Linked DNA regions of Homo sapiens: region 2 is linked to region 1. A link is an interaction called in ENCODE POLR2A ChIA-PET data of the cell type or tissue named here. Cell type or tissue: Panc1. All regions are shown on one strand.

Region 1 (2,500 bases):
ATGTCAAAAGTGAATTATTAATCCATGCCAGAAATAAACATATGGACCCAATTACACTCTAACTCCAATGGGCAAGAGTGTTGTAGGGACAAAGTGCTTTGCCCGTAGTACTTCATAGAATCCTCTAGACCATGTGGAAGGTGAGCAGATGAAGCAGCTCTGGCCAGAGAAGTTAGGAACATGTCCCAGTCACACAACTGAAACTGCAGGAAGTCAGTCCTGGGATTAACTGCAGGATCTGAACACTGTACTCTTTATATTGTACTTTAAAAACATTGCTTCACATGGCCAGAAAAGCCAACCTCTGAAGAAGAGAAAAATTGTTCCCTTCACTCTCAGAGCTTCATGAGCACCTTGGACTTGCCAGCTTTCCTCAAGCAACCCCTGTAACTTGTTGGCACAAAATTAACCACAATATTCAGACAAAGCAGTACTTACAGGGTGAGTGCTAGTATCCTATGCAACTAGGGTAGCCTGAGAATCTAGGGGAAAAAAAGCTAGACCAAACAAAAGATTATATATAATCTTTCCCCAAATCAAGGCACTGAGCAAGGCAGGCCTGAGAGATGGTGAATTTCTGCTTCTACTGAGAGTCCTCCAGACCCCCAGTAAAAATTTCTTTTCATCATAAAACCAGAGAAACTCTTGCTCAGGAAAAAGAAAGAAAAATGGAAATCATAAAGATTGCACGACTTAGGATTTTGTCAAAATGTGTCAGAGGCTATAATATAAGGCTAGTTTTTGGCATTCTGTCAGTCACTGAATGTCCTTCGTCAGATCACAGCTCCTTTTGGTTGTGCTGACTTTATACCCATCTGGAATCCACTGACCATTAGCTGAAATAAAATCCCAGATGTGCTCAGATCTCACATCCTGTGCAATGCCCTCAGTTATTGCTGATACGGTTCAGTCATCTGTCTCTCCAGCTAATCATACAGACACAGTATTCTAGGAGAAGTGAGAACCCACTCATAGCCAGGAGAGCTTCTCCCTCTCAGTCACAGGGTGACTGTGGGCAAGGTCCTTCCCCTGTTGGTTGCCTCTGTCTCCCCAGTTATAAGATGGTGACAAACTGACCAACTTAAAATTTCCTTAAAATGTATTGGCACTGTGGACAGAAATGAGGAAAGTGGAAGACCTAGTTTCTGTCCTCAGGGAGCTTACCATTTGGTGGAAATAAAGTTAAACAGGTGAAAGAATTATGCAAGAGAGCATAACCAAGTGTCAGAAGACAGGAAAAACAGACATCTCGATTGCATGTGAAGGCTTCAAGGAATTTGAGGATGAGTTGAATGTGGAAAAGAAGATAGACAGAGAGAGGGGAGAGGAGAGAAACCCAGGGAAAGGCAAAACATGAGCCAGGTGTTTAAAGTGGGGGAATAAGAATGGCTTGATTGGGGCCAGGGGAGGGGTCTGTCTGCTTGGATAAGAGAATTCATGAAAAGAACAGTGAGAGATGAGGTCGGACAGATTCCAGGCAATCAAGTAACAGTGGCACTGTCCACTGGCAGAAGATCCAATTTTTCTGCCCCAGAAACTCAGAAGTTCTCATGAATCACCCTCTCAGACAGTGCTAGACAGAGTTCAGAAGCAGGCCAGCTCCAACAGTGAGAAAGAACTTTGGCAACTTTGCCTGGGTTAGAGAGTGGCAATTTAAGTGAATCCCAAACAAGACCTACTGTGGCAATAGCAAATAGATTTTAGCTCAAGGAACATTTCCCATTGACTCCTAGAGGCTTCCCAAAATGCTGTACTAAGAAGTCAAACCTTGGCTCAGGTATGGAGAGTGCTGTGATCCATTAGTGATGTCTGCTATGGGCACAATATGAAGGATTTGACCCCCATGCATCACATGGACATCACCGTAGTGGAGCAGCAGGCTTTCTTTGTTAATGTTTCTGAGAGTTGTGTGTATAGTCCTCTGGGAGTTTAGCCATTCTAGAATCTGTCCAGCTAGCCATACTATAGACTCTATCTCCTTCTAGAACAGTAAAAAAGCAGTCTCTTGCCCAGAGGGCAGAGGTTAGTCACTTGAGCCTTTTGTTAGGATTCACTCCCATTCTGTCTTCCCATTTACCCACATGAAGTTAGATGCTGGGAGCCAGATATTTCCTGTGTTTGAACAAGGGCCAGACTTCCTGGCAAAGGGTCCCTTCTTCCCATCAGTTTCTTCAACTGCAAACTGAGAAGACAAAAGTGATGCCTCACCCGTGGTGGCGACAGGAGGAATAACTAGCTAATGCGAGGAAAGCTTTTGAAGATGAAAGGGTGGTATGTGCATGTTAATTACAACTTTTATCAGCCCTGGAGCCTCTGCATTCTCAGCTGCCACTGGAAGCTCTTCTGTGCCTCCCAAATGCAAACAGCAGCCACATTCCATGAGCTGGCCTCACTAAGTCCTGCTTAGAGCATCCAAGTCAAGAAGGTTGGATTTTGAGCTCAGGCTGGCCAGCTGGCTCACTCTGGGCCACTCAAGTTTCCCACTACTCATCCCCAAGGG
Region 2 (2,500 bases), 210 kb after region 1:
AAAATAATTATGTGAAATACATGGTGCATGGCCAACTGCCCATGAAAGTTGGTGTGGCCTTCTGAGCAGGTTGTAGGATGTCTAGCAGTAATGATTCTAAAGATTCTATAACTTTGTACTTAGCTACACTTTGAGAGTTCCTGAATGAATTGAATACCATCAAATACACCTAGACTGGGGGACCCCATGATGTTTTTTTCCAAATTCATCCTCACAAACTTATAATCGACCCATACAATATCCCTAATTGATTTTGAACAGTGATGTTATGGGCAGGTGTGTGTTTGTTCTATAAAATTTCTGGGAATAAGATCCTTGACCTCATTGGTGTCCCGAGATAGTAGAAAGGCTTAGTCAAAAATCTGCTAATGTTCCTGGGCACCTCTGGCCATGCGTTATGGCAGTGCACTTGGTCAGGTGGCTAAGACTCAAGGCAACTCCCAGCACTCCCCTGGAACCCTGGGCAGAAGGCCCTTGGTTGCAATGTGGGCAAAAATGCGGTGCATTCCAAGACACCTACTTTTGATCAAGAATATAACGTATCTTTTCTCTGGGGCAGCAAAATTCAAGGATCCTTCTCAGACATTTGAAATTTCTTCTGAGGGTCTAGAATATTCCTTTGCTCTTGTCGTTTACGCTTGTCTTGAAACAGACTAAGCAGGTGAATGGCATTGACAAATGTAAAATCTCTGACAATTTAGAGAGAATATTAAGAAAAATGGGGAAAATGAGAATAAAAGTAATCCTTATTCTTTCAAATATAAAGTCTTTATGTAAATTTTATTACATAAAAATGTAAAACTAATTTTCTGATAACACATTATTTAAGTATTGTTATTTCAGGCAATAATTAACTTTTTACTCATTTAATTTGCTCATTTTTATGGCAAGCATTGTATCTCTTATTATAAAAAAGTAAGATCTTTTAGGCTGGGCATGGTGGCTCACGCCTGTAATCCCAGCACGCTGGGAGGTCGAGGCGGGCAGATCATGAGGTCAGGAGATCGAGACCATCCTATCTAACATGGTAAAACCCCGTCTCTGTTAAAACTACAAAAGAAAAAAGAAAAAAAAAATTAGCTGGACATGGTGGCACATGTCTGTAAACCCAGTTACTAGGGAGGCTGAGGCAGGAGAATTGCTTGAACCCAGCAGGCAGAGGTTGTAGTGAGTCGAGATCGTGCCACTGCACTCCAGCCTGGGCAACTGAGCGAGACTCTATATCAAAAAAAAAAAAAAAAAGTAAGAGTTTTTAAAAGCAAATTCAAATCCATTAATTTTAGATCTCTATTAAAGGCAGAAAATCTAAATCAATGACTTAAATTAGACAGGAGTGGGGCTTTGTGCAAACAAGTACATTCGGACAACATGAGAGCAGTATTAATCAGGCTTAATCTTTCTCAAAATGGGTAAAAAGCATTATAAATCTGTTTATGTTCATGAACCTCGTAACTTCATTTTGGGAATATGGTGCATGGAACAATCTCTAAGTAAAATAAATGCAATACAAAGATGGTCATTTGCAACACCACTTATAAAATAAGAAAACTGGAAACAATCAAGTCCAATTCCTGCAAAATAGTTAAACAAATGACACCACAGCAATAGTGAAGTATAACAGAGCCATTAAAAGACAGAATTCCTTACCCATATTCTCATATGGCAACCTACTGCATGTACATAAAGCTGAGCATAGTCAGGTCCTACATATTGTCCACACAATATAAGAGTGACCATTAGGACAACAACCAAGGCTAGAAAAGAATTTAAAATAAGAATTTTATAGTATATTAAAATGGTTTAAGTTCTTTTTCTTTAAAAAAAGGGGGGAAAGGCAGTGTGCCATGGCTCATGCCTGTAATCCCAGCGGTTTGGGAGGCCAAGGTGTGCAGATCACCAGGTCAAGAGATTGAGACCATCCTGGCCAACGTGGTAAAACCCCGTCTCTACCAAAAATACAAAAATTAGCTGGGTGTGGTGGCAGGTGGCTATAGCCCCAGCTACTTGGGAGGCTAAGGCAGTAGAATCGCTCAAACCCAAGAGGCAAAGGTTACAGTGAGTCGAGATTGTGTCACTGTACTCCAGCCTGGCAACAGAGCAAGACTCCGTCTAAAAAAAAAAAGGGAGGTGGGGGAAGCCTAGAAAACAGATATAAAGTATGTAACATGATCTCAAATAGTATTGATGTATGTTATGACTAGAAGGGGAATACAACATTTCAACAGTGATTATCTCTAGTTGAAGAAATTGCAGGTGATTTTTTTCCCTTATGCATACATTTATATGTTTTAATACTGCTCTGCAATGAGCATGTAGAACTTTTATGATCATAATATTAATCATGTTTTTAAAAGCTGAAACTATAAACAAATGAACTTCAAGGAATTCATTTTAAACAGGAGAAATAGGCCAAAATGTGAACAGAATAAGTAATTTATATTATTGTAGCAAGGAAAATTACCAGGTTCTTCACAACTTTGTATCATCCACACTGCCAAGC

What was found. Peaks named below come from ENCODE experiments on the same cell type or tissue, not always from the same donor. Only the 100,000 strongest peaks of a DNase experiment are listed, where the experiment ranks them.
Region 2: POLR2A ChIA-PET joins it to region 1 with 7 read pairs; 3 of 35 experiments call an interaction of 5 or more read pairs at or near these places.

The regions. Positions count from the first base shown.
Region 1 is chr11:35,149,803-35,152,302 of GRCh38, forward strand. All of the region lies in intron 1 of CD44 (CD44 molecule (IN blood group)), which reads left to right. Among named protein-coding and RNA genes, the nearest start is that of CD44, 12 kb to the left of the region's middle. RefSeq lists a silencer at 1,709-1,939 and an enhancer at 1,960-2,500. In Panc1, no CTCF peak of the experiment used is centred here; no DNase peak of the experiment used is centred here; H3K4me3 peaks cover 117 bases; H3K27ac peaks cover 2,500 bases.
Region 2 is chr11:35,356,032-35,358,531 of GRCh38, forward strand. All of the region lies in intron 1 of SLC1A2 (solute carrier family 1 member 2), which reads right to left. Among named protein-coding and RNA genes, the nearest start is that of SLC1A2-AS2, 62 kb to the right of the region's middle. In Panc1, no CTCF peak of the experiment used is centred here; no DNase peak of the experiment used is centred here.